Regions from separate parts of the Homo sapiens genome. Here region 1 is linked to region 2. Evidence: read pairs that join two places in POLR2A ChIA-PET (ENCODE). Cell type or tissue: OCI-LY7. All regions are shown on one strand. Links, peaks and the distances in the headings refer to the core of each region. The heading gives the core; the rest is flanking DNA. Region 1 has its middle 84 kb from the start of LINC02621. Region 2 overlaps ARID5B (AT-rich interaction domain 5B).

Region 1 (8,347 bases), core at 52-8,051, 160 kb before region 2:
TAAAAATACAAAAATTAGTAGGGCGTGGTGGCATGCACCTGTAATCCCAGCTACTCGGGAGGCTGAGGCAGGAGAACTGCTTGAACCCGGGAGGTGGAGGTAGCAGTGAGTGGAGATAGTGCCACTGCACTCCAGCCTGGGCGACACAGCAAGACTCCATCTCAAAAAAAAAACAAAAAACAAAAAAACAAACAAACAAACAAAAAAAAAACCATCTCTGGCAGGAACTAATAAAGCCAGAACTCACTCACACACCCCTGGGGTGAGGACATTAATCTATTCATGAGGGACCCACCCCCATGACCCAAACACCTCCCATTAAGCCCGCCTCCAACATTGGGGATCAAATTTCAACATAAGATTTGGAGGAACAAATATCCAAAATATAGCAGCCACCATACAATAGACGATTTCATCTTCACAACAACCCAGTGAAGTCGATATCATCATTATTCCCATTTTATAGATGAGGAAACTGATACTTGAGGGGCAACGTAACTTGCCCAAAGTCAAACACTTTGAAAATGACAGATTCAAATTCTGACTCCACAGCTATGCTCTTAACTTTCTTTCTCTACTGCCTCTGTTACAGAAAGTGAACTCCTTATCTCTAAGTGCTGCATTGTTGTATTCCATAGCAATGACTGGACTAGCAACTCTGAAACAATCTTTTGTGCAATCTAGACTTGATAAATGAGTATATATATTGAGAATAGTGGAAGCCAGGTTTCTTACTGTTGGTAATGGAACTTGCATGTATGGAAAGGGGAAGACTAGAACATACACTGTAGTGTTGGGTTACAGTTGGAAGTATCACTATGGGCTAATTTTTTTTTTTACATATCTATCCTAGCTCTGTCCATCGAGAAGGCCTAGAAATAATGACATACCAGTAGCCATAAACATACTGAGCCCCCAGATCTTGGTTCTAAATACTATTCTCCAGTAAAAGGAACCAGAGATCCTTGACTGATTCTGGTTCTGGGATAGGGACAGCACATGATGAGCCTGGAATATCTTGTTGCTCCAAAAAATACCCTCAATAACCAAAGCTGGAAACACTTGAGCAACAAAATAAAGTATTATTGGATGATAACACAGAATGTAAAAAACTATTTTTTATCCATACTGATATAAATTGTTGAATAGGTAAATAATAGGAAAGAAGAATTCAAAATATGCAGATTCTCTACTATCAAGGAGGTGAAGCATAACTTCACTTCTTAAGCCAGTGCTTCACTTGGTGACTTCCTTTCAAAGAGTACAGTATGAAAAGGTAGGAAAAAAACCCAGTAGCTTCAGAATAGAAGAAGCTGACAAACACCATGTCAGGCTGGTGGGAGCTTTCAGTTGGCTCCTCTGTTCCTTTGACATGCCTCCATCAATGTGTTTTTATTTGAGCACTTCTTTTCTTTTTGGTAAAACAAAATACTCCAGGCTCCTCCTGTATATTTCCTCCCCCAATCCTAGAACCAGCCATTTCTCCAAAGAGCCCTAGTTTATTTTATTTCAAGAATGGTATTAGAAACCAAGATCTTGTAGTTTAGTGTGCTCATTTTTACTGGGATTTCATTGCTTCTAGCCTCTGCAGACAGAAGAAAATATATGTGTATATATGAATGTATATATTCATATCTATAAATACTTCTATCTATATTAAGCTAAACATGAGTTTAAACTGATGTCTTCAACTCTAAACCGTGACCACAAAGATCAGTCTAGCCCCCTCCCCTTGATCATCTGTAACCTCTCACTGGAACAGTGAAACACCTGGCTCCTACCATCCATTATCCATTTATGTAAAATTTCACTATATATGTATAGTGGTAGCCAACTTTTTTATTTTAGCCATTCTAATTGGTAGATAGTAGTATCTTCTAAAGGTTTCAGTTTCCATTTTCCTTGTGATTAAATATGTAGAACATCTTTTCATGTGCATTCTTCCCATCGGTATATCTTCTTTGGTTATATATCTGTTCAAATCTTTTGCTCATTTAAAATTAGATTTTTTCTTCTCATTATGTTTCAGAAGTTACTTGTGTACTTTGGATTCATGTCCTTTATCAGATATGTGGTTTGCAAGTATTTCCTCCCAGACTTTCGCTTATTTGTTCACTCTCTGACCAGTGCTTTTAATTCTGATGAGATCAGATTTATCAGAATCTTGGTTTTTATTTTATTATTTTACGAACCATGTTTTTGTTGTCATGTCTAAGAAGTGTTTGCCTAACCCAGTGTCACTGATATTTCTCATACATTTTTTACTTCCAAAAATTGTACAGTTTTGGTCTGCGATCTGTTTTATAGTTTATTTTGTATATGGTGTGATATATCGATTAATTTTTTTGCATATGAATATCCAATTACTCTAGCACCCTTTATTTAAAAGACTACTTTCTCTTCACTGAATTGCCTTTACAGTTGTAGAGTTTGTAGAGTTAATTGTTCATGTATTTGTGAGCAATTTTTTTATTCAGACACTCCCTATTTTGTTCCATTGATTTGTTGTTCTATCTTTACACCAATACTACATTGTCTTAATTACTTCAGCTTTCTGATAAGTGTTAAAACCAGGTTATTGTTTCTAAAACTTTATCATTTTTCAAAATTGTTTTGGCTATTTGAGATTCTTTGCATTTCCATATGAATTTTAGAATTGTCTTGTTGATTTCTACAAAACTCCTGCTGTCATTTTGACTGGGATTATATTTAATCTATAGATTCATTTGGGAAAAGTTACATTTTTTTTTTCTTTTTTTGTGACAGGGTCTTACTCTGTAACCCAGGCTGGGGTGCAGTACACAATCACAGCTCACTGCAGCCTTGACCTCCTGGTCTCAAGTTTTCCTCCCTCCTTAACCTCCCAAGTCTCTGGGACTACAGGCATGCACCACCACGCCTAGCTAAGTTTTTGGTTTTTTGTAGTGATGGGGTCTCACTGTGTTGCCCAGGCTGGTCTCGAACTTCTGGGCTCAAGTGATCCTCCTGCCTCAGCCTCACAAATTACTGGGATTACAGGCATGAGCCACCATTCCCAGCCAAAACTGATATCTTAACTGTCATCTGGCCAAGGAACACAGGATATTTTTCCATTTGTTTAAGTCTTCCTTAATTTCTCTCAGAAATATTTTATAGTTATTAGGGTACAGATCTTGCACATCATTTGTCAAATTTATTCCTAACTAGTTCATTTTTGTGGTGCTATTGTAAATCATATTTTTGAATTCAATATCTTCTTTCATTGCCAACATATAGAAATGCAGTAGATATTTGTATATTAATCTTGTATCATGCAACCTTGCTAAGCTCACTTATTAGTCCCAATAGGTTTTTTATGGAATCCATTGGATTTTAACATAGATGATTATGTCATCTCTAAATACAGTTTTACTTTTTTTCATTGCAATCTGAATTTATTTTTTTTCTTTTTCTTGCCTTACTGCACTAATTAAAACTTCCACTATAATGCTGAATAGAAGTGGTGAGAGCAGAAATTCTTGTATTATTTCTGACCTTAGCAGGAACATCCAGTTCTTCATCACTAAGTGAGATGTTATCTATAGATCTTTCATAGATGTTCTTTATTAGGTTAAGGAATTCTCTTGCATTCCTAGATTGCTGAGAATTTTTATCAGGAATAGTGTTATATTTTGTCAATGGCGTTTTCTGCATCTATTGAGATAATCACGTTTTTTCTTTTTTAGTTTGCTAATGTAGTGAATTACATTGGTGACTTATATATGGTGATTTTAAAAAGTTAAACTTATATTCATGGGATAAATGACCACTTCATCATTATCCTTTCTATATATTGGTACAATCAATTTGCTAAAATTTTATTCAGCGTTTTTGCTTACATGTTCACGAGGGATTTGAGTTTGTAGTTTCTTTTCTTGTATGTTTTTGTCAGATTTCAGAATCAGGCTAATGCTGACCTCAAAGAATGAGTTGCAAAATATTTCATCCTCTTCAATTTCCTGGAAGAGCTTGCCTAAACTTGGTATTATTTTCTCTTTAAATGTTTGATAGCATTCATTAGTAAAGCCATCTGGGCCTGAATTTTTCTTTCTTTGAAAGTTTAAACAAAAAATTTAATTCCTTTAATAGGTGTAGAGCTATTTAGTTTATCTATTTATTCTTGAGAAATCTTTAGCCGTTTGTATCTTCCAAGGAATTTATACATCTCTTCTGGGTTTTCAAATTTACTAGCATAACATTGTTTGTAATATTCCTTTATTACCTTTTTAATATCTGTAGACACTATTGTAGTGTCACCTCTCTATCCTTATATTGGTAATTTCTTCTCATTTTTTTCCTGACTATTCTGGCTAGAGGTTTATTAATTTTATTGATCTAAAATATCAGTTTTGATTTTATCAACTTTCTTTATTTCTTTGTTTTCAAGTTCGCAGATTTCTACTTGCTTTCTATGCTTTCTCTTCTGTATACATTGGATTTCATTTGTTTTATGTTTTCTAGTTTTTTAAGATGGAAGCTGATTTGAGACTGCTCTTCTTACCTACTACAGGCACTTAGTGCATCAGTTCTCTCCTGTGTTCAACTTTAGCATCATCCTACGAATTTTATTCCTCTGTGTTTTCATTTTTATTCCATTCAAAACACATTTTGGGGTTTTTTTGTTTGTTTTTTTGAGATGGAATCTCACTCTGTCACGCAGGCTGGAGTGCAGTGGCACAATCTCGGCTCACTGCAACCTCTGCCTCCCAGGGTCAAGCGATTCTCCTGCCTCGGCCTCCTGAGTAGCTGGAATTACAGGCACATGCCACCACGCCCAGCTAATTTTTGTATTTTTAGTAGAGGTGGGGAGTCATCATGTCGACCAGGCTGGCCTTGAACTCCTGACCTCAAGTGATCCACTCACCTCAGCCTCCTAAAGTGCTGGGATTACAGGCGTGAGCCACCGCACGTATCCTCAAAACACTTTTAAATTTTCCTTTCGGCCAGGCGTGGTGGCAATCCCAGCACTTTAGGAGGCTTAGGTGGGCAGATCACGAGGTCAAGACATTGAGACCATCCTGGCCAACATGGTGAAACTCCGTCTCTACTAAAAATACAAAAATTAGCTTGGCATGGTGGCACAAGCCTGTAGTCCTAGCTACTTGGGAGGCTGAGGCAGGAGAATCACTTGAACCCAGGAGGCGGAGGTGGCAGTGAGCCGAGATTGTGCCACTGCACTTCAGCCTGGCATCAGAGCGACACTCCATGGTGAAAAAAAAAAAACCAATTTCTTTTTTTTTTTCATTATACTTTAAGTTTTAGAGTACATGTGCACAACGTGCAGGTTTGTTACATATGTATACATGTGCCATGTTGATGAGCTGCACCCATTAACTCGTCATTTAACATTAGGTATATCTCCTAATGCTATCCCTCCCCGCTCACCCCACCCCAAAACAGGCCCCAGTGTGTGATGTTCCCCTTCCTGTGTCCATGTGTTCTTATTGTTCAATTCCCACCTATGAGTGAGAACATGCGGTGTTTGGTTTTTTTGTCCTTGCGATAGTTTGCTGAGAATGATGGTTTCCAGCTTCATCCATGTCCCTACAAAGGACATGAACTCATCATTTTGTATGGCTGCATAGTATTCCATGGTGTATATGTGCCACATTTTCTTAATGCAGTCTATCATTGTTGGACATTTGGGTTAAGCAATGGCAACAAAAGCCAAAATTGACAAATGGGATCTAATTAAACTAAAGAGCTTCTGCACAGCAAAAGAAACTACCATCAGAGTGAACAGGCAACCTACAGAATGGGAGAAAATTTTTGCAATCTACTCATCTGACAAAGGGCTAATATCCAGAATCTACAATGAACTCAAACAAATTTACAAGAAACAAACAACCCCATCAAAAAGTGGGCAAAGCATATGAACAGACACTTCTCAAAAGAAGACATTTATGAAGCCAAAAGACACATGAAAAATGCTCATCATCACTGGCCATCAGAGAAATGCAAATCAAGAAAAATTTCTTTCATCCCTTCTTTTATCATGAGTTATTTAGAAGAGTGTTATTTAATTTCTAAATATTTGTAGATTTTCTAAAGATCTTCCCGGTATTGATTTCTAATTTAATACTGTTGTGTTAGAAAACATACTATCTGTGGCTTGAATTCTTTTCAAAATATTCAGATCTGTTTTATGGCCCAGAACGTGGTTGTCCTTGTAAATATTTCATGTGCACTTGAAAAAAATGTCTAATTTGCTGTTATTAGGTGGAGTGTTCTTTAAGTATCAATTAAATTCAGTTGACAGATTGTGTTGTTCAAGTCTTCTATATACCTACTGAATTTTATCTACCTGTTTATTATTGAGAGAGAGGCATTAAAATCACCTCGAATTATAGATTTATTTTTCCTTGCAGTTCTATCTGTTTTTACTTAATGTCTTTTGAAAATCTGTTACTAGTTCATTAGTATTTAGGATTTTTATGTTCTCCTGATGGACCAATCTCTTCATCATCATGAAATGACCTTCTTTCTCCCTGGCACTATTCTTTGCTCTGAACTACTTCCTCTGATACTAACATAGCCTCTCCAGCTTTCTTTTTCTTTCTTTTCCATGTAATACCATGGTTATCTCTTTTCATCCTTTTACATTTAACCCCATTTGTTCTTTGTATTTAATGCAAGTTTTTTGTAGGCATTATACAGCTAAGGTCTTGTTTTTTAATATGACAGTCTCTGCTTTTTAATTGAGCTGTTTAGATCATTTATGTTTAATGTGATTATTGATGTGATTAGGTTTAAATCTATCATCTTGCTGTTTTCTATTTGTCCCATCAGTTCATTGTTCTTCTTTTTCTGCCTTTTTCTGGATTAACTAGGCTTTTAAAATTATTTCATGTATCACCCTTATTGCCTTTTTAAGATCCAACTCTGTTGTTTTAGTGGTTTCTTTAGGGTGTACAGTAAAGGCCATCTTGTTAGATAAGCTTTGCGGTTTCTCTATTGTGTTACTACCTACCTCCTAAAACTTTCACAGGAACATTTTTACTGTCTACTCTGTACCACGTACTTTTCAACACTTTAAATACATCAGGTCATGTAATATAACAATACTACGAGGATGGACTGTTACTCCTATCTTACACATGTGAAAACTGAGACCTAACAGGTATACTGACACTTGCTCGTGGTTACACAGCTAGTAAATGGTTGAGTTTGGATTAAACTCCTCTTTCCTTAGCCCTGGATCTCTGAGTGTTAGTAAGTTTATACTGGTGATGACAAATCAGTACTATATGTGGTAACTGCCTCCTCTGAAAATTTAGTTTTGTGTTATTGCTTTTATTGTTATTGTTTTAATTCACAAACCTGTTTGTGGTAACTTAAGCATTAAGGATTTCCTTGCATTTTTAATTTTATGTGATTTGGAAAATTGCCATACCACATGGCTCATTGCATGGCCCTCTCAGTTCCTGCAAAGTAATCCATCAAACAGAAACCACGGCATTTATTGTTCTAAATAGTCTTCCACTGGGTATAACATTGAACTCCACCAGCTCTGAGGGTTGTTTTCGTTTGTTTGCTTTTTTTTTAACCAACTTTACCAGTCTGAGTGTTTTAATTCTCCCCTAGAACTGATTACTAAAAAGTTATAATTTATCGTTTTTAAAATGTGATGTTTTCCCACTTAATATGGATGTATATTTCCTTTTTTTGTCAAGAAGATAATATACCAAAATAATAAATTGCTCTAAATTGCTCAGTGATTTCAGTTAATGTGAATCCATGTTTAGCAGGTTGGCATATAACAGTGGTTATCAAAGCGTGGTCCACAAATCTCTGGTGGTAGGGGCAGGTAAGGGGTGTGTCTCTGACACCTTTGGATGATCTGAGAGGGCAAAACTATTTTTATAAAAGCACTAAAAAGATTGGGAGGCCGAGGCGGGTGGATCACGAGGTCAGGAGATCGAGACCATCCTGGCTAACACGCTGAAACCCCGTCTCTACTAAAAAATACAAAAAATTATCCGGGCATGGTGGCAGGCACCTGTAGTCCCAGCTACTCAGGAGTCTGAGGCAGGAGAGTGGTGTGAACCCGGGAGGCGGAGCTTGCGGTGAGTGGAGATCGCGGCACTGCACCCCAACCTGGGCGACAGAGCGAGACTCCGTATCAAAAAAAAAAAAAAAGTCACTTGCATTCTTCATTATGTTGACATTTGCACTGATGATAAAAAGGCTATATTGGATAAAACTTTTGGTGCCTTAGCAGAAACGCCAAGGCTATATTAGTAGTCATATTCTTCACTGAAGTGCACTCAAAGGGAAAGAAAAAGACAGTTTTATTTAATATCCTTGATGGAACAGTTAAAAATCATTA
Region 2 (8,341 bases), core at 1-8,000:
TAGGGAAATCAAGGCTTGAAAGTGAAGCTGCAGAGGGGGCAGGCACTTAAATCAGAGTTTTCCATATCTTTGTGTGGATACAGAAGCCTATCGGTATCCAAGACTCAAAGGGAACACCACTTTATCTACACGTATGTGACCCTGATCATAACGACTACTTTACTTAGTCTCCCAAACAGTCTGTGTCCTTCAATGTGCCTAGGGCACAGTTCAGGGCAGAACAGTCACTATTCAATAAATATTTGTGGCTTGATTTGGAGATCAGAAATAGCTCTCTTAAAAAGTGCCATTCTTACTCATTTTATAAGTAAGGCTTCCTTTTGCTTGATTAATATCACATCGCTACTTGTCTTTTAAATCAAGGTTGCAGCTATGTATTCCCCCACTTCCTTTTTTCTTTCCTAATCTCACCAAGAGTCTGTTGTTTCTGACTTGACAGTCTGCTTTAAATTCCTTATCCTCTTCCACTTTCCAAATCAACCTTTCACTGACCAAATCCTTCAGCTCTGCAGTACTTTATTCTTCTGGTACAAGAATATGACTCAAAATGTGGCAGTGACCTGCTCACATGTGCATAAATATAGGATTTGGTTCAGTTGGTGTGAGAAGACTCAAAAGGATTCTGTGTCATACATGCAAATACATGGAGCTCTCAAGATAACAATACTTCTTTCAGGCCCACTCAGTTAATATACTATGAATGATGATGGCCAAAGGAGGCAATATGGGGAAGAGTGCCTTGCCCTAAATCTAAGGAGCAAATGCACAAGAAGTCTGAGTTGATGAATATTCTAGTAAGCATTTTGTTACTTTCAGACATTCAGCTATTTGCTAACCAAGCACGTCCACAGAGAAGTGTTACTTTAATGAACAGATAAGAATTGTTCATAGTAAGGGGTGTGAAACAGTCTTCTCTGAATGACTGATCATCTGCCACATCCACTAGGTATTGGGAAAGGGGCTGGAGACTTGCTCCAGTGTGTGGAAAGTCCAAGCAGGGCAAAGAGACAAACACAGAGATATGTTTCTTTGACTTGTTTCCAGCATTGACTAAAGACCTTATCAAAACTCGTAAGAAAACAGATGGGAAGTTCGTTAACACGGGCACCACGGGTTCTGCTGCCCTGATCAATGAGCAAATTTAACCTTGTACTCCAGTTAAAGGAGAGCTCTGTGAATCGTTCACAATGAGGAGATTTTTTTTGGTTTGTTTTCAATTTACATTTTGCTTCCAGTTCTTTTCTGTCATTTCAGTTTTTTACAAGACAAGACCCAGGGAATATCTCAAGGAAAGCACATTAATTTTAATATTCCTTTGATGATCTCCCTCTAATGATAGGAAATCCACAGCCAGTGTCACAAATGAGGGATTGTTGTAGAAAAAAACTGGGTTCCTGTCACATGACCAGGAAGGACTAGGCTTGTGGACACATAGAAGGGTGAGTGGAATTTGTTGTGCAAAAAGGAAAAAGGAAAAGCAACACAGCAAAGTGAGATGGAGTCTTGTTAACAAGCTCTCTACCTCACCGACTGAATCCCAGGTTACCACCCAGGAACAGGAGAGGGCCAGCTCCTCTTTCCTGCGAAAGGTGTGAAATTCCCAAGGCTCCACCCCATCCTCCCAGTGCACAGGTCAGTGGGAGATTCTCCAGGGACCTTCCCCCTTATCTTCCTCCTGCTTCTATCAGGATCAAAAAGGAGGGCAGCTGTGAGACACAAGTAAATGGGTAAGGTTTTCCAAAGGATGGCATGGCCACAGTGGTTACAGTAAGAGTGCCCCTTAACTGGAAATCCGCACACCATCTAGAGAACCTCATTGCTCACATGGGTTTTGCAATCTCCAGAAAGTGGTGTTTGGAGGACGTTAGAGTTTATCCAGTCCAGCCCACTGGACTATATGGGCAAACTTCATTGTATGAGCTCCACTTATATGAATTGTAGTTCAGTAAAGAAGAGAACATGGGACAGGGGGACAGTGCCAGGGCTTAAAGCTACTAAAATGGTTACAAAATGTGAAATTTAGAAGAAGTAAAAACAGTTATGTGATATTCGGTATTACATTTACTTTTCCCAAAAGGAGAAAATTGATAAATCATTAACAAATTCTCCTCTCTGACTCCTTTCCATGTTGTGTCATCTCCCAGTTGCTATGATTGTGGTGATGGCACTGGTTTCTTAAAGACCCGGCTATAAAATATATGGACTAACTGTTGAACCAAACCAGGGAGCTATTAACACCACAGTGGTTGTACTCTAAGCAATTGGGTTTGCACAGCTCCAACTCATGCCTTGAAACGCTGAAATAAATTAACTTCTTTATTTAGACATAAACATTGTTGTAGAAAAAACCAAGTTATTGTCACACGACCACATTACACCCCAGAAAGGGCCAGAATGGATGTTTCTGGTTCACACATTCTGTCCAGGGCAAAAGGAGATACTTCTTGGTAAATATCGCTGACCATAATCTGGATTCTCTAATTTCAGAAACCCATTCCTCTGACAGAGTAATATTTATAGAAGATGAATTTAGGTTTTCAATTATGCCAACTTCCTCTTTCATATTCAAATGCTACATATATTCCAGAACATGTTTACAGAATTTTCCCATATTTCTAAATAAATACTCCAAAGAAGTTCTGAAATATACACATTTTAAAGATGCCTTTGCACACACCAAGTTATTCCCAGATGTTTTACATTCCAAATTTCTCAATAAATGAATAACATGCTAGGAAAGCAAACAAGAGCTGACAGTATTTAGTCTAAGTTTTTTAAATGGTATAGCATGTGCAGCTAAAAACAATTTTCGATAACTATGTATCAGCAGTTATTAAAGAATCCAGAGTGAGTATTTGTGGGACTTGGCACTGAGCTCTATGTAAATGCAGTCTTCAGGATGATTGTTTTGTGTTTCTCACAATCACACTGCAGCAACAACTTTTGTCTTCTATCTTCTGAGATATATATATATATATATATATATATATATATATATATATTCATGTGACAAACCCATGATCCCAGTGCACTGCCACAAATGCTCATTAACAAGCATCACAGTCCCACAGTCAGTTCTGTGAGCTTTGAACCAGTTCCAGAACGAGGGCTACAGCAAATGGCAGCTTGGCCTTTTCATTTTTTCCATTTTTTACACTTAACAAAATGTAGAAAACTCCCAATAACCGCTCCTTTCACACTTTTTATCTCCTTTATAAGTTCGTAATATTCACCCATTAAATCTCAAACTTTGCTATGTTCTTATGTAATGCTTAATTCTCTTCTCTGGCGTTGGCTTGTGAAATGTCTTTAATTAAAAAAGCTAAAAGCACTCTAAATCTGGATGGCAGACTCATTTCCAGGGCATTCAGGCATGTTGTCTAATTTTAAAACTCTGACAGGATACATGTAAATTTATGCAAGTTTCATAAAAGTCACAATTTCCTCCTTGAATTCAAGCTAAAGAAAATGCCCCTGAGCTCTTTTCAAAGCTGTTTGTTTTACTGGAGAGCTCATTTTGCCCATTGTGTTGGAGGTGATTATTCTGAAGAATATCCGATGTCAAAGTCCCATCAATCCACTAAGAATTAAGGAGTTAAATTTCCCGACTATTGATCAAACAGACTCTTTGATCATTATTTTATGCCTTTTAAACACAGATGGGGGAGGGGAGGAAAAATATTATCATGCAAATTATTTTGGTTGACAGTAATTAAGAAATTATATGTTAAGAAAATCAGTAATTGTTCACATGAGTCATTAATGTGTTTTCATTCTTTGTAAAACTTTCTGGCACGCCCTTCCTTTCTTGCTTTAAATAAGCAAGGACTGGAAAATATGCATAGTATTTGGAACCCAGGGGAGTGACATATTAATTCAAAGTTTGCTTGGAAGTGTAGCTTTGTGGAAACTCAAACATGTTCCCATCCTTTTTTGTTTCCACCTCCCTTCTACTCAAGACTCCTCGCCAGAAAGTTAGGGTAGCCTCTTTGAATGTAAGGCAGGGTCTTCTATGGGCTGAGACTCGCTTCTCTTCAGAGGGTCACAGTTAGGAGGGTCACAATTAGAAGACTCACTGCCTAGGAAATCTGTAAGAAAACCCACAAAATGTGGGAATCAGAACGAGCTCAGCCCTGGGCGATTAACCAGTCCTTGCTAATTCTGTGGCTCCCTAGGAGCAAATCTTCACTCTGAATTAAACCTTTGCCAAAGTTTGTTTTGGAAAGGTCTTAAATCCACAGGAAAGAGACTAAAAGTGTATGATGGAAGGCTGAAACAAGCTCCTAAATGGTTGGGACACCTTCGAATGAACTCAGGTTGGCTTATAAATGGCCAATCCCTAAAAGAGCACAAACTAAAATTACATTTGTTTTTATTGAAAGACAGCCTCAAGTGCTGACATGTAGTGTATGACATGGGATACATAATAATACTCTTAAACCAGTTCTGACATAATATCTCCGGCGGCCTAATAACCACAAATGATTGCTTTAGTTAAGAACTAGCCAGAAGCAAAATAGATCCATGTAAAAGTAGCTTGAATCATAAATGCCTCAACAATATTTTATGTCACTTTGTAAAAGTTAAAGGAGTCCTATAATAATTAACAACAAAAACGCCATGTTCTTCACTATTGTACGGTGGTTGTGAAAGGTTATTTCATAGTCCCGAGGCTGCCAGTGCCGTAAATTATGCAGGCACCAAGAAGCATTAAGGAGAAATAATAGCAATTTAAACGAAGGCTGACGTAATTCATGATAAACAGTCATTGGAAAATATTACAATGTTGTCTTTTTTGAGTGGGTTTAATCAGAAGAATGTGACCATATTCTAACATAAACCACTTCTCTTTTCCATTGTGCTAGCACTTGGAATGTTGGCACTCACCCTAGCTGCAAGGTTCTTATTCACAATAATTGCTGAATCCAGAGCTCCAACACCTCCAGGGAACCTAACAATGTAAATTTGGTATTCTGATTGATGGAAGGAGCTTCCAAGACAAAGCTCCAAACCTCTGGGCTGCATGGTGGTCTAAAAAAGGGACTGAAATTTGAGATTCATACAGCCAGGATACTTTCAAGAATACACATTAGAAAGATGGCTCAAGTAAAGCAAGCAGTAAAGAATTACTTTACTGTGATGTCTAACAGAACCTGGAGATGTGGTATGAATCTGGCAGCTGTCCTGATAAAAGCAGATCTTTGTCACAGATTGTTCTTGGTGAACTGTAAATATAGCAACACATTAAGAAGTAAATATGATGGGGAAGACCAAACCAGCCAACTTTCATTAATGCAAAATATCACCAGGTCAGGATCATAAGACATAATCACAAGACAGGGTGGTCAAGCAGATGTTTGTATCTGAACACCCACAAAAAATTACCTTCTGTGCATAAAAGACGACAGTGGTGGGGGCGGGGGAGGGGCAGGTTTGAAAAAAAAAAAAAAAGGTCAGGAACGCGTCTCATGCCAACATGGAGACCGGGCAATATTTACCTCTCTGGCACCCACCCAGTCTTTGGAAACGTAAAGATAATAATGATATTGGTATTACAACTACAAAGCCTTCCAATGTGCAGTTCATTTAAAAGTCTTTAAGCCAACTATTGATTATCTGTGGTGACGAAGGAAGGCAAGGATAAAAGAAAACACAGAAAATCCAATGGCTTATCTTTCCCACTGGTTTCTGTTTCATTCATGATCCATTCTTTCCAAGGGCCATTAAGAGCAGCAGAAGTGATTTCATTTTTTCTTCCTCTCCTTTTCTCTGCCAACCTTCGGATGGAGGTGCTAATGAGCTGGAATAAACTCAAACGAAGGGAGAGGAGGTCTGCCCAGGAAGTCAGGGACTTAGATAATCTACATAGTGGGGCCTCTGTCCCTGATAATAAAAAATTAATTGCCACCTTGCAGAGATCATTTAAAATATCTATTATATAGAAAACCCGATTATTTTTGACACTGGATCTTTTCTTCCAACTGAATCTATTTAAATCATCTCAGAGGTCAAATATCTGGCCACTTCTTTAAAAATATTCTTTCAAAGTAAGATAAATGGCTTTCTCTGGCATTTATACTATTGAATAATAAAAATGTATTTTATCTCCTCTACACACAAACCTTACTTTCTCTAAATAGCCCACTGTGAACATTATCAGTGAATTTTGCTCAGTGTACAAATATTTTATGTATTACAATGAGTAGCAGAACACAAAACTTGCAAATATTTATTTTTAGACATATGGGAAAAAAAGCAATTAGAGCTAAAAATGTGAAGAATGAAGAGCTCACTTAGAAGCAATTACATTGGACATGCAAACTGTTCTGCCATCAAACTTTTATTCAGATGCTGTAGAGCATATTAAGAAATATCACTTGCACACACAAAAAAGAAAATATTATTTCACAACCAAACATTTCCAATCACTATAAACAACATCTGGGGGTCATTAATAACTTACTCTGCAGCTGAATTAGCCAAATAATATGTGGCCTGACTCAGAATTCCTAAATTTCTATTTTTGAAGAAAAAAAAAAAAGCAGAACAAAACAAAATACCATGACTTATTTTTTTTTTCGAGACGGGGTCTCGCTCTGTTGCCCAGGCTGGAGTGCAATGACGTGATCTTGGCTCACTGCAGTCTCCGATGCCCAGATTCAAGCAATTCTCCCACCTCAGCCTCCTCAGTAGCTAGGATTACGGGGCATGTCACCACACCTGGCTAATTTTTGCATTTTTAGTAGAGACAGGGTTTCACCATGTTGGCCAGGCTGGTCTTCAACTCCTGACCTCAGGTGATCCACCCACCTTGGCCTCCCAAAGTCATGGCTTATTTTTTCAAATATGTTTGCTGTCTGGGCAGTTTATATGAATATACAAACGTATGTAGACATAAGGGACAATTTGTGTACACATACGAGGCACATACTGTTTATGCATTAATCACTACTTCCCCTTACGTGGTGTCCTGTTTTTGTTTTGAGGAAGTTTAAAATTGTAATATTGAGTTCACTCTCTCTGCTCAGAGGCTAGTATATAATTAGCATATTTTTCAGACTAGTAAGAATCTAACCATAAGCAACATCTGAGAAGCCTCCCATTCCAAACTACTACAAAGCCTTTTGTACATAGCCTCATAACACATTTTAAGAACAGGCATACTGTTCAAATATGCCAGCCCTAAGATAAAAGAACTAACAATTTTACTGCCACACAACCCACTGTACTGAAACACCCCAAATATTTATACTAACAGGAGTTGAAAATAGTATCAGAGGACAATGCCAAAATATTTCTTCCACTCATTATTAGCAACAGTCTTTGGGAAGACAGATGCCAAGAAGCCAGTGCTTTTCTAATTCACTGGGTCCTATCACATGGTCTGTTAGTATAGGTTTCGTGGGGAGCAACAGACTGGTTGACTTATGGGCAGGGTAAAATTGTCTTTAAGACAATCCGTATTTACAGGGTTTTATTTTAATGCCTCTCAATCTCAAACATCACTTTGAAAAGTATTAAATTTCAATTGTAAGATACACTGTTTGGTTCAAATTTCAATATCTCCAGAATTGGTGGCATCTCAATTGATGGCATTTTACAGTTGTTAATCAGCAGTGCTTTTTATTGTATATGCAATGTGGCACATATAAAAATGGTGTATCTTAGAAATGATGTCTTAAAATTTAATGAACCTCATTGGTCTATATCAGAGGTCAATACATTTTTCTGTACAGGGTCAGAGTGTTGGTATTTTCAGCTTTGTGAGCCATACTCAAGTCAGCTGTCATAGCACAAAAACAGCCATAGATAAGATGTAAGCGTATGAGTGTGGCAGTGTGCCAATAAAACTCTGTAACAGGCTGAGCGCTGCACATGGCCCGTGGGTTGTAGTTTGCCTTATGGACAGTAGGCTGCAAACAGCACACTGACCTATGAGAATAGAGCCAGCTACGTACAGTGATGGAACCTTAGCCGCAATGCTGAATCTCCTAAAGGCACAAACTCCACCATCCTCTGAGTCTTAGTCGAACAATTCACCTACGGCAAGTGCTCCACATATGCCAGATAAGGCTGAAGTGAATAACAGTGTTTAAATTCACACTGTTAGGCCAGGTACGGTGGCTCATGCCTGTAATCCCAGCACTTTGGGAGGCCAAGGTGGGCGGATCACCTGAGGTCGGAGTTCAAGACCAGCCTGGCCACTGTAGCGAAACCCCATCTCTATTGAAAATACAAAAATTAGCTGGGTATGGTGGTGGGCACCTGTAGTCCCAGCTACTCAGGAGGCTGAGGTGGGAGAATCTCTTGAACCCGGGAGGCGGAGGTTGCAGTGAGCCAA

Evidence for each region. Peaks named below come from ENCODE experiments on the same cell type or tissue, not always from the same donor. Only the 100,000 strongest peaks of a DNase experiment are listed, where the experiment ranks them.
Region 1: POLR2A ChIA-PET joins it to region 2 with 5 read pairs; 7 of 35 experiments call an interaction of 5 or more read pairs at or near these places.

What each region holds. Positions count from the first base shown.
Region 1 is chr10:62,171,049-62,179,395 of GRCh38, reverse strand. No RefSeq gene overlaps it. Among named protein-coding and RNA genes, the nearest start is that of LINC02621, 84 kb to the left of the region's middle. In OCI-LY7, for the core only: no CTCF peak of the experiment used is centred there; no DNase peak of the experiment used is centred there.
Region 2 is chr10:62,015,691-62,024,031 of GRCh38, reverse strand. All of the region lies in intron 4 of ARID5B (AT-rich interaction domain 5B), which reads right to left. Among named protein-coding and RNA genes, the nearest start is that of ARID5B, 120 kb to the right of the region's middle. In OCI-LY7, for the core only: a CTCF peak has its summit at 5,763; DNase peaks (open chromatin) are centred at 3,412 and 6,967; H3K4me3 peaks cover 4,149 bases; H3K27ac peaks cover 3,481 bases.